3 separate regions of the Homo sapiens genome follow, and regions 2 and 3 are each linked to region 1. Evidence: chromatin contacts called from ENCODE Hi-C or POLR2A ChIA-PET data. All regions are on one chromosome and are shown on one strand. The core of a region is the stretch at or near the end of the contact, and the rest is flanking DNA. Distances in the headings are between cores, read along the strand shown.

Evidence for each region. A loop is a pair of places that touch in the nucleus more often than their neighbours do. ChIA-PET counts read pairs that join two places held with the same protein, here RNA polymerase II (POLR2A). Pooled maps may share reads with other maps.
Region 2: a loop to region 1 is called in a pooled map, with 11 times the contacts of the local background. The contact joins the enhancer-like site here to the promoter of LINC02328 in region 1. A Hi-C loop is called at or near these places in 4 of 37 single-sample maps with no recorded cell type and 7 of 50 pooled maps.
Region 3: a map of CD8-positive, alpha-beta T cell shows a loop between it and region 1 (12-fold over the local background). The contact joins the promoter of TSHR-AS1 here to the promoter of LINC02328 in region 1. A Hi-C loop is called at or near these places in 2 of 168 maps with a recorded cell type or tissue (CD4-positive, alpha-beta memory T cell and CD8-positive, alpha-beta T cell) and 4 of 50 pooled maps. POLR2A ChIA-PET finds 5 or more read pairs at or near these places in 1 of 52 experiments (T-cell).

What each region holds. Positions count from the first base shown.
Region 1 is chr14:85,932,725-85,936,770 of GRCh38, forward strand. LINC02328 (long intergenic non-protein coding RNA 2328) reads left to right here and starts at 1,954. Exons shown (of 4, transcript NR_110155.1): 1 at 1,954-2,137. RefSeq lists enhancers at 1,439-1,488, 1,859-2,068.
Region 2 is chr14:81,472,743-81,476,683 of GRCh38, forward strand. It overlaps SEL1L (SEL1L adaptor subunit of SYVN1 ubiquitin ligase), which reads right to left. Exons shown (of 21, transcript NM_005065.6): 21 at 1-3,941. Among named protein-coding and RNA genes, the nearest start is that of LINC02308, 25 kb to the left of the region's middle. Within about 2 kb of position 1,614, at least 5 of the 41 ENCODE cell types and tissues checked have a DNase peak (open chromatin) inside an H3K27ac peak, as active enhancers do.
Region 3 is chr14:81,168,368-81,172,530 of GRCh38, forward strand. It overlaps TSHR-AS1 (TSHR antisense RNA 1), which reads right to left and starts at 2,039. Exons shown (of 9, transcript XR_007064290.1): 1 at 1,742-2,039. LOC105370594 (a long non-coding RNA gene) reads left to right here and starts at 405. Exons shown (of 2, transcript XR_944073.3): 1 at 405-436; 2 at 1,294-3,468. RefSeq lists enhancers at 1,764-1,823, 2,044-2,413.

The DNA of each region.
Region 1 (4,046 bases), core at 704-3,203:
TAATATCCATTCCCATGCCTGTTCTCCAGATTTCTGTTTAAACTCAAGCAATTCTTTTTGGGTGTAGAACATCTCATGGGTCACACTCTCAACCTCACCTCTAGAGGCTCGCCTGGACTTTAGTCTAGTTATAGGTCTAGAAGGAAACAGGGGTGTTGGAGGTGGCTCCTGAAGATAATCAACTTTACCTTGCCTGGAAACTGCCTCAAGGGAGGCCATCACTGTTGCCTCAGGCAGCACAGGGTTTATCTCCTCAGACAAAGGTGGAAAGGCTGATGGCAGTGTGGGTCAGGGAGGGGATATTGTCTCTACTGGGGATGGGGAAGCTGTTTCCTCTGGCCGAAAAGTTTCATCAGAGTTTACAAACTCAGTGTCCCCAGCTTCATTAGGGTCCTCCCACACGTCCCCATTCCAAGTTGCAGGGCCCCATTCTTTTCTAATCAAAGCGCTCACTTTAACAGTGGACACCTGGTGAGGCTGTGCATGCATCTTTCATTACAGGTCAGCCTACATGATAAGGGTTTGTGTCTGTTTTTCCACAATTTCAGCTCTTTCTCTACAGGAAGATAAGACTCTCACTCAGGGCAGTCTTAGCAGATTTGAGGCTCAGTATCTGCTTCTGAGGCCGGGAGATAGAATCCCTGAGTTCATTATTTTCTTTCATCACTTTTTCCACTGAACTTAGGAGCAACCAACCAGCTTCATTATGTTCCTTGGTTCTCCACATATGGTCAAAGGTATTACATGTAGAGTCACTAAAATCCTTGCCTCTCAGGAGCGATGAATCAGGAGTGTCAAATGCATTTATTTTGCATATTTCTCGAACAGTTCATGCCAAGGATTATCAGTGTTCTCCATGCTATTAGAAGTAGAGTTCTTAGCATTTTTGGCGTCTAATATTAAGCAGCCAACACCAGAAATTCCAAAACCAATGAAAGAACTACATCCTTAATATTCTGTTCCTCTAGAAGACCACTTCTGGTACCAACATCTGTATCAGGGTTCTCTAGAGGGAAAGAACTAATGGAACACACATATATACATAAAGGGGAGTTTATTAAGTATTAACTCACACAATCACAAGGTTCCACAATAGGCTGTCTGCAGGCTGAAGAGTAAGAAGAGCCAGTCTGAGTTCCAAAACTGAAGAACTTGGAGTCGGATGTTCCAGGGCAGGAAGCATCCAGCACAAGAGAAAGATGTAGGCTGGGAGACTAGGCCAGTCTCTCTTTTCCATTTTTCTGCCTGCTTATATTCTAGCCACCTGGCAGCTGATTAGATTGTGCCACCCAGATTAAGGGTGGGTCTGCCTTTCCCAGCCCACTAACTCAAATGTTAATCTCCTTTGGGAACACCCTCACAGACACACCCAGGATCAATACTTTGTATCCTTCAATCCAGTCAAATTGACACTCAGTATTAACCATCACATATGTCTTTGCTATTGTGAGTAGTGTGGCAATGTACATACAATAGCATGTGTTTTTTCCAGTATGATGACCTAAATTCCTTTCGTTATATACCCAGTAATGGTGAGGGACTAAGTGGCTAAGTTGGCTGGACTTCCTGGGTCAATAGGGACTTCCCTAAGGGGACTATCCCCTAAACCCAAATAAGTCACAGCTGCAAGCTAAGGGATTTAAACTTCAACCAATCAAAGGGGACTTTCCCCTAAGCCAAAATGAGTCACAGCTGCAAGCTAAGGGATTGAAACTTCAACCAATCATATAGGGAGTTTAAGGTCTAGCTACAGCCTGATGTTTTTAACCAATCAGGCCCATCAACCCACAAGTGGGTTGAAAATAAGCTAATTGTATAGGACAGAAAAAGGAAAAGGGGAGGGGTCATAAGGCGATATAAGCATAAGACACCCAAGCCAGAAACAGCAACCCTTCTGGGTCCCCTTCCACCACGCAGAAGCTTTACTTTCGCTTTCACTTTACTTTTGCTTTCACTTTAACAAATCTTGCAGCCGCACACTCTTTGGGTCCGCCCGTTTCTCTAATCAAGTTGTAACACTCGCTGCTGTGGTCCACAGCTTCATTCCTTGAAGCCCGTGAGACACGAACGCTTCCATTGAGAAAAACCTTCCATCAGAAGAAGACTTCTCGTCTCAGTGGGACTGCTGAGTTGAATGGTACCTCTGTTTTAAGTTCTCTGAAAAGTCTCCAAACTGCTTTTTATAGTGGCTGAACTAATTTTCATTCTCACCAACAGTGTATAAATGTTCCTTTTTCTCTAGACTCGCCAGCATATGTTGTTTTTTGACTGTAGAGTAATAGCCATTGTAACTGGTTTAAGATGATATAGCATTGTGGTTTTGATTTGCATTTCCCTGATGATTAGTGATGACAAGCATTCTTTCATGTTCGTTGGCCGCTTGTATGTCTTCTTTTAAGAAGTGTCTGTACATGTCCTTTGCCCATTTTTTAATGTATTCTGTTTTTTGCTTGTTGTAAGTTCCTTACAGATTCTGGATATTAGGCATTTGTTGGATGCATAGTTTGCAAATATTTTCTCACATTCTGTAGGTTTTCTGTTTACTCTATTGGTAGTTTCTTTTGCTGTGCAGCAGCTCTTTAATTAGGTCCCACTTGTCAATTTTTGTTTTTGCTGCAATTGTTTTTGGGGACTTAGCCAAATTTTCTTTGCCAAGGCCAGTGTTGAGAAGGATATTTCCTAGGATTTTTATAGTTTGAGAGCGTACATTTGAGTCTTTAATTCATCCTCAGTTAATTTTTGTATCTGGTGAAAGGTAGGGATCCAGTTTCAATCTTCTGCATACTAACCAGTTATCCCAGCACCATTTATTGAATAGAGTGTCCTTTCCTTGTTGCTTGTTTTTGTTGGCCTTGTTGAAGATTGGATGGTTGTATAGTCACAGTTTACCTTGTATCTGGGATCTCCTAACCTCCTAAATAATTTTTTAAAAATTTTCATACATTACGGTTAAGTTTTTGTGCTCTAGACTTTTATGGGTTTTGATAAATGCATAATATCATCTATCCACCATTGCAGTATCATACAGAATAGTTTCACCACTCTAGGCAATCTCTTGTGCTTCACCTACTCAAATCTGTGTCTGTGAACCTCTAGAAACCACTGATATCTTTATTTTCTTTATTTTTTCATTTTTAGAGACAGGGTCTTGCTTCGTTTCCCAGTCTGGAGTGCAGTGGCACCATATATATGGCTCACTGCCACCTTTACTTCCTGGGCTCAAAGGATCCTCCTGCCTCAGCCTCCCAAGTAGCTGGGACTACAGGTGTGCACCACCATGCCCAGCTAATTTTTAATTTTTTTTGTAGAGCCAGGGTCTTGCCATCTTGCCCAGGCTGCTTTCAAATGATATCTTTACCCTCTCTATAAGTTTGCTTTTTCCAGAATGTAATATAATCATGCAGTATGCAGCAGTCCTTTCATGCTGGCTTCTTTCATTTAGCAATACACATTTAAGAATCATCTATGTCCTTGTACAGCTTGATAGCTCATTCTTTCCTATCTCTGAATAGTATTTCATTGTATGGATATACCAGAGTTTATTCATTTCTGTGTTGAAGAACATCTTGATAGCTTTCAGTTTTTGGTGATAATTTTATAAAATTCTATAAACATTCATGTGAAAGTTTTCTGTAGTTAAAATTTCTCAAATCATCTAGGTAAATATCTAAGAACCCAGCTGCTGGATTACAAGGTAAAAATATGTTTAGCTTTGTTAGAAACTGCTAAGTTATCCATCAGAGTGGTTGTACCATTCTGCATTTTCTCCGGTGATGAATGAGAGTTCTTGTTGCTCCTCATCCTAACCAGTATTTAGTATTAGCATATTTTGGTTTTTAGCCCTCTTAATACATGTACAATGTTATCTCATTATTATTTTAATTTTTATATACCTAATGACAACCAATGTTGAGCATCTTTACATGTACTTATTTGCCATATATATGGTGGTATCTGTTTAGAACTTTTGCTTACTTTTTAATTGAGTTGTATTTTATTCTTGAGTTTTAAGCATCACTCTGTATATTTTGGATGTATTATTTTTA
Region 2 (3,941 bases), core at 364-2,863, 4.5 Mb before region 1:
GGACTTGTAAAAATCTGAATTTCAGGAGTTTAAAATGAAAGATAAATTCAAATTGCCACAAGTGAATGTTTTCAGAAGCTTCTGAATTTCCAAAAAACATTAAAAAATTGAATCATTCAGCTTAAAAAAAGTCTGTCTGGAAAGGTGCTTGGTTGTGGTATATTACAGCATACAGGATAACCAGAGGTGGAATCTTTATTTCACAAGTTTCAAGATACAGTACAAAACGATTCTGTACATCTCTCTATTAACAGGATTTGTTTACACAATTATATTACACTTCACCAACCTTTATACTGCATTTCATTAAATACAAAATACATTTACAAAAAGAGTCTACCATGGTGTTCCTTCACAATGCCAGCTTAAGGTCTTTTAAAACTTCCTCTTCTACATATTTATAGTGGTTACATCTTGATTATATCAACATTATGAGTTTTATGAGTTTATTTTCTAATCAAAGAGAATAGTGTCAGCCTGTTTCTCAAACCAAATAGGAAAAACAGCATGTGAGATGATTCCCTGCACATAACCAAGGAATCCTTTTCATGCACACAACATTGGACTTTTACTTGTGCAGTCACTTTAACATACAAATCATCTTTCCTTGGGATCGTTTTAAATTTTCTTGAAATACCAAGTGGGTGGAGAGCTTCTTTTCAATGAATACCACACATTTAAAATCCAGATCGTGCCTCAGGCATTCAGGAGTGTTATATTTTAATTTATATTTGAGAGTGATGACTGATGAAAAATATTTGCATGAAAATAGAAATTTTCTTTTGTTCTGATCATTTCTTACATACTTCTAGTCATAATAATGTGTAATACATATATATATTATGAGATTCACTTTCAAAACAAATATCAGCTGTCACTGAAATATAGCCCTGCTTGTCTTGGCAGGTAAAGGGGCTGTTTTCATGACACATCTTGTTTTGAAATGTGCATGTGAAATGTTAGTCCGAACCTCTGTAAAGGAAGTTTTTGCGTATGTAGTTAGACATTAATACACATGCTATACACATAAAGAATTGTGTTTTTCATTTATAGGCCTGCATGCATACTTCCAAAACACTGGTTTGAAGAATGAACATGAGGATAAAAGAAGGGAGAGAAAGACAAAGCAAAATAAAAAAAAATTCCTATATATATATTAATAAAATACTTAAGTTTCCTGGAGGCATCAACGGCTCTTTAAATAAATCATCAGATCATCACCAGATCACTGGCAGGGGTTTCCAAAACTTCCCAACAGTACAGAGACAGAATGGCTTAGTGGTAAGACTCTCACATGTAAGGTAAAAATTAACCTAATATGCAAAAAAGTAACAAATCCTTAGTATCAAGATTAATAATTTATAAATTCATCTGAGTTAAGTGCTAAACAATACATTTTGAAAAGAAGTCATCTTTGATTTACTTTTTCTTTGCCATTGACTGCTAATCAAAAATAAGCCTTACCTAGAAAACAGAAACTGAAACTTCAAACACAGAGACAGAAAAAAAAAAAAAAACCCACCAATGCTACCTCTGTAAAATAAAACTAGAAGCAAAATGAATAGTTTCAAGACAGTCGGCTAACCAACAAACCAAATGCACAAGAGAATACTAAACAGGGTTTTACTGTCATCAAGTTCGAAGGCAGGAAGACAGACTAGAAAAGGTCTTAGGAGAGATGGGCTACCATGGACAAATGAAGCCACACTCTATCTGTTAAATCTAAATTCTAACATTAAAACTCCTGAATCCTGGAGTTAGTTTAATGTCACTGACATTAACTAGCTTTAGTTATTGTCATTTTATTCAAATGGATGCCATTTGATTAGGTAAGTATTGAGCATTATTTTAGGAGAAAAACCAAACCCAACTCCTATTTGCTTAGGTACCATGTCCCATGAACAAAAAAGAAGAAGAGAGCAAAGTATTTTTGAGACAGTCTTTAAGTGAAGCCATAAGAACTAAGTTATTTGAAAGACACCATTCACAAACTGCTGGCAGCAAGTGACCCAGGGTAAAATGAAGTAGAAACAAGCCAAGAAAAGGAAATTCAGAACATTAACAATAGAAAAAGGCAAGTGGTAAACTAATAAGAAGTGTGTTTTTATATGAACAACAAGACTGCACTTTCCCATCCAGCCTTAGGTGGCACACACTGTTTTAAGAAATGTTTTCTCAAAGCACGTACTCAATGGAGGGAAGGAAAGTTAGATATAAAAATCTTGCTAAAGGAAAAATGAGGGTGGATGGCAGAAGAAAAAAGTGAAAGTTGGTAGTCATCTTGGGTGGTTTTTCAACTTTTAAATAAATTATAACAGTTCCTTCTAAAGGAAGTGTGGCTGCTACCGTGGATTACACTTATTTTGAAGCGGGGAGAAGGGACAGTGGTGGAGACACCAAAGTACTGTACCAACTGCACTCAAATCTCTACATGTAAGAGACCAAACAAGTCTCACTATTTACAAGAGTTGCCTAAAGCAACATTACACTTAGGGGGGGTAAGTTTCCTACCTTTCACAGATACGCTTTCATACATATGGCTCTCTTGGTGACTAACTCTTCGAATTTGGAAGCAATTATCTGGGAGGAAAGTTTTGCTTACCAGGTTTCCCATAATTCTCTAAACACAAAAAGGTATACAACTTCATATATAAAAGCCTTCATGTTCATTATAGACTAGTTAAATCTAGTTCTAACTACTACCCCAACTTCAAAAATCAAAGCAGTACAACTCTACAAGCAATAAACTTTTCAAGTTTTCTGGCAGATGAGGGATTCTGGGAAAAAAGCATGAAGGTTAGTATAAACATACTGACATCAGTAGGCATAGAAAACCTGCTCAGATACGAATGCAGTCTCAGACAAGATACAGGCTGGTGAACACCACCATCTGACAATAAAATGAAATACAAATTCAGTTTAAGCTTTAATTATTTCACGTGTGTAATTATGTGAAACTCTTCAGTTTTTTTCCCATACTATTTAACCAGACAATCCTGAAGCATAGTAGCCTTGATTTTCCTAATGTTAACAGTGAGAAAATGGTGACTATGATAGCTAAGCAGTGGCTGGCTTTCTATTATAATATAAAACTATCAGAAATAAAAAGATACCTGAATAGTATAGAACAGTACAAACAGGTTTTGGCTTTCATCAACCACTGAGTTTAATCCATCTTTGATTCTCTGAGTTTTAGTATTATAATAGTAGTCACTGTAAGCCATACCCTGGCAATGATATTTCATATTTAAAGAATTCAGGAAGGTGATGTGTTCTTTGTGCAAAAAGAAATGCAAAGTAAAATAAATCCTGGGAACAAATGCTTCAACTTTAGGAAAAGTATGTCTGTGTCTGTGATCGTAGTACCCCAACCAGAGTTCGTTTTGTTTTCTAATTTCTCCCACTTAGTCCATCCTCTGGCTTCTGGATCAAGGCTCTGTATATTCAAAACAAACAAGCAAATTACAGAGTAGGTGGGGCAAACTCGCGTTAGTGCAAGGAGTCAGTTCACAAGGTTTTGCATAAGTATATTCCATTCCAAAGAAGTAAAGCTCACAAAAAACTCCTTAACAAGGCCTTTCATTCTTTGAAGGAGAGGAGTATGGTATACCGTGTGACAATCACCAATAAGAAACCTCCCAACCCTCCCTTTTAAAATAACAAATATGCTGAATATGTCTAATTGCATGTGGACTGGTAAGAGTTTCTCAGTTATCGCAGTTCCAAAACATTTTCAAGATAGCTTTTTTTTTTTTTAACTTAAAAGGCAAGTTCTATTTTCAGACTTTCGAACACGTTTAAACTTGCAACTGGGTTTTCCTTTTTACACTGATCAGTTTTTAGTGTCGATGCACAATACCTTAAAGATGGTTGACATTAAGAACTTATGCACACTGAAATAATGACCAAAAGGATCCAAGAAAGATAGCTGGATACAGTAG
Region 3 (4,163 bases), core at 789-3,288, 4.8 Mb before region 1:
ATACTCTTTTTGTCCAATCACATTTCTACACAGTTGTCAGTCATGCCTATTCAATGATGTTCCCATGAAAGGCTCAAGCAAGAGACCAAGGTTCAAAGAGTTTCTGGATAGCTGAACACATGGAGGTTCCTAAAGGGTGGCATATCCAGGGAGGTCACGGAAGCTCCATGCCCCTTCTCCCCTACCTTGCCTTTGCCTCTCTTCATCTGTATCATTTCTAACATCTTTTATAACAAACCAGTAAACATAAATGTTTCCCTGGGTTATTTGACCCACTCCAGCAAATTAATTGAACCCAAAGAGGGAGTTATGAAAACCCCAACTTGAAGCTGATTGGTCAGAAATTCTGGAGGCCTGGAGTTGCAACTGACATGTGAAGTAGGGGCAGTCTTGTGGGAATGAATCCTCAACATGTGGGATCTGATGCTATCTCCAGGTAAGCCACAACAGAATTGTAGAATTTGTTGCTTGCTTAGTAGCAGGAAGAACACCTCCACCCCAGTTTGGTCACAGACATCTTCTGTGTTGATTGTTGTTAAGAGAGAGAATAGAAAAAGCACTTTGAGTTTGAGTGTGGTTTTTTCCCACAGAAGTCTTTATTGTCTACAATTCATGAAGCAATTTAATGTTGTTATGCATTATATTTCTTCCACTTTCCTTTAAAACTTAACATTCTAATTTTTCTCTCACAGTCAATATTTTGACCTATTCATGCTTACCAATTTCTTTGTTTTCCATTTCTTCTTTCATCCTCTTTTGAATTTCCATAATCTTTTTTCTAAAGTTTATTGTTTACTAGGTCTTTCTGCCTGGATAGAACTTGTAAATAATAAACACTTTCAGTTTTTATTTTAAAATATCTTTATTTCATCCTGACTGAAATAATATTTTTAGCTGGGTCTAGGTTCCTAGATTGAATTATTTCCCCTTAGTACTCTGAATACACTAACAAGGTCTTTATCCTCGTTTTTAATGAGGAACCTGCTCTTAATGGGTAAGTAGTCATCTCCGAAGTCAGACTGGGTCCAACTTGACTCCACCACTCACTTGCTGTGTGACTTTGGGCAAAGTCTACAATCTCTCTGTACCTCACTTTTCCTATCTGTAAAATGGGGAGAAATCTAAAGCGTAGTGCATTGGGTTATTTAAAGATTCATACATGTGTAGTGTCTGAGACATAAAAAGCATTTGGCATTATTCCTATTTATTTGCTCAAGATGAGATGCCTTCTTGCGTTTGAATTGTTGTGTTACATTGCTCCCAGAAACATCTTGATTAGATGATTTTTCCCAGAAAAATAACAGATGCAGTCAATAAGTGCTGCTCCCACCGAGACACCAAAATATCCCGTAAACCAACACACTCTGAGCAGATCTTCGCAGTGAAACGCTGAGTCCACAGAGCGGCCACACAGACACGAGGCTGAAGAGGAAGGAAGCTGGGAACCCTGCGCGGGGTGAGTGCCAGGACTAGTTCCAGGCCCAGAACGTTTCCTAGGGAAGGGTTGAGTAAAGTGACAGTGGGGCAGCCCACTCTCCTCACGTATTTCTGGGATCCCAGCTATAAGAGATCCTATGACCCCCACAGACAGTTGAATTGGCAGGGGGATCTGCCCAGGGAGTAGGCAGAGACAGAGCTCCAGGTTGCAGGGAGCCCAGGGGGTTTTGTGTGCATGGCAGCTGCAGAGGAAGGTGGCTATAGGCGCCTATCCCCCAAGGCTCCCCATCTGACCTCAACTTACCAGTGAGCCAAGAGAGAGCAGGGCGGTCCTTCCTGCGGGACTGGGGCGCATATGTTCTGCGGGACCCCCTGCACGCAGCCCCTCCCAAAGCCCCTGTCTGGTTGTTCCTGCAGGAGTGTGTGCACTGTGCCGCCTCCGCTGCCCAGCCTGAGTTCTTGCTAGCGACCCCGCCTGAATGCTTTCCAGGCAGCTTGGGAGCACTTCGGATCCCCCAACACAGCAGGGGTCTGACCCCGAGGGGCCGAAAGACAGAGCCCAATGCCCCAAGGTTGCAGCACAGAGCTCAGGAGTGCCCAGCTGAGACCTGTGGCTGGTGCGCAAGCGCGGGGGAGGAGCCTCCACTCAGAACACTGGGAGGAGTGAGAAGCAGTTCGTGGGCCAGCGCGGGATGAGACTTGTCTCTCTCAGGGCCTTTCAGGGAAGGGTTGCGGCCTGTCTGCAAGCCTTAGCCTCTGCCGGAGAGAGCCCCCACAGCTCCGAACACCTAACAAAGGAAACGTAAGTGCAGCTCCAGTGATTGGAGGGGGCTCCTCTAAGGGCCAGGAGAGGACTTGGCAAAAGGATCATCTCTCTCCCCTGAACTATGGAGCATGACTGCGAATACAAAATACCAAAGAGCCAGCGCTGAGTCAGAGCCTGCCGGCAATTACTCTTAAGCGCCATCTACTGGTTTGCCGCCGAAATTACAATTTCAAAATATTCTGCCAGTATAGAGCACCTGTAAAACCCAGAGCAAGAATCTAGCCACAAAGATCCCATACAGAGCCTTGGCCCTCTGAAAGTATCCAGAAATGAAGCCAATTGACTATACTCAACATATACCACAGTTAAGCCCTCAAGGTAAATGAATAATATAAAAACAAGACGACAAAGGAACACCAGCCCTCTCAAAAGAGTCAGCACAAGAACTCTGGCAATTCAAAACGTCAAATAAGCATACTAGCCCCTCAGCAAGGACTGAAATGTCCGGAATGACAGACATAGAATTCAGAATCTGGATACCAAAGAAGCTCATCAAGATTCAAGAGGAAGTAGAAACCCAATCCAAGGAATCCAGTAAAAATGACCCAAAAATTGAAAGACAAAATAGCCATTTTTAAAAAGAACCAAACTGAACTGGAATTTAAAAATTCACTACAAAATTTTCATAATAGTGTTGGAAGCATTAACAGAGGAATAGATCAAGCTGTGGAATCTCAGAGCTCAAAAACTGATTCTTCAAATCAACTCAATCAGATAAAGAAAAAAATTTTAAATATACAAATCTTCAGAGAGGATACTCAATCTGTATCCACTGAACAATTTCTCATTTCCTGCTTCCTCCAGTCCGGAGTAACCACCATTCTACTTTTTGTTTCTAAGAATTTGATCACTGTAGATAACCTCATTTAAGTGGAATTGTGTAGTATTTATCTTTTTGTGATTGGCTTATTTCATGTATGTGAAATGTAAAAAAAAAATGAAGCTAACAAATATTTTATTAAAACTAAACATTAATGTGTTTCATGCCACTGAACTGTACACTTAACCATGGCTAAAATGGTAATCATATTTTATCACAGTAAAAAAAAATGGAAAAACACTCTCAACGCTAACTGTAACACTAACTGTAACAATTAGACCAGTTAGAACAAAAAATTATTTCTTATGGGAAGGTGTTCTATCATTGACATAGTTTAGGATTGCTGGCACATGGTAATAATAAAAAGCACACTACATGTAATCAATTTAATAATGATTGTGTTTATGTTCTCGGCCAGCAGTTCACCTCCTTATTGCCCGTCCCCCAGGACTGACTGCCCCCCTCCCTGGGCACAACACTACTGCAAAATATGCCAAGAGCAGGATTTGATAGCTTTACCATGAGGCTGTCCAGCAATGTGGGCTCCCATGCTCACATATTTAAAGTGGGGTTTTTCAGTAACTGTCTTAGTCTGTTCAGGTTGCTGTAACAAAATACCATGAAATTGGTAGTTTCTAAACAATTGGCATTTATTTCTCAGAGTTCTGGAGACTGAGAAGTCCCAGATCAAGGGGCCAGCAGATTTGGTGTCTGGTGAGAGTCTGTTCCTTGTTGCACTCTCACATGGTGGAAAGGGCTAGCTAGTTCTCTGAGTCTCTTCCTAAGTGCATTATGCCCTCACTGCCGAAAGACACCCCGTCTAATACCATCACCTTGGGTTAGAATGGCAGCATATGAATTTGGGGGTGTAGAAACATTCAGACCATAACAATAACCACAGGACATTTGTCTCCAAGTTTCTATATTCCTGATGCATCCTGCCATGAAACCCGCAGAAGCCACGCCCACTTTAATTGCATTAGGGAGCTCTCTTAGGAATAAACTTATTTCACCATCAGATTCACCAGAAGGGAAGTGATATGAGGTAAGGCTAGACAGATCTCCTTCAAGCAAACAAAC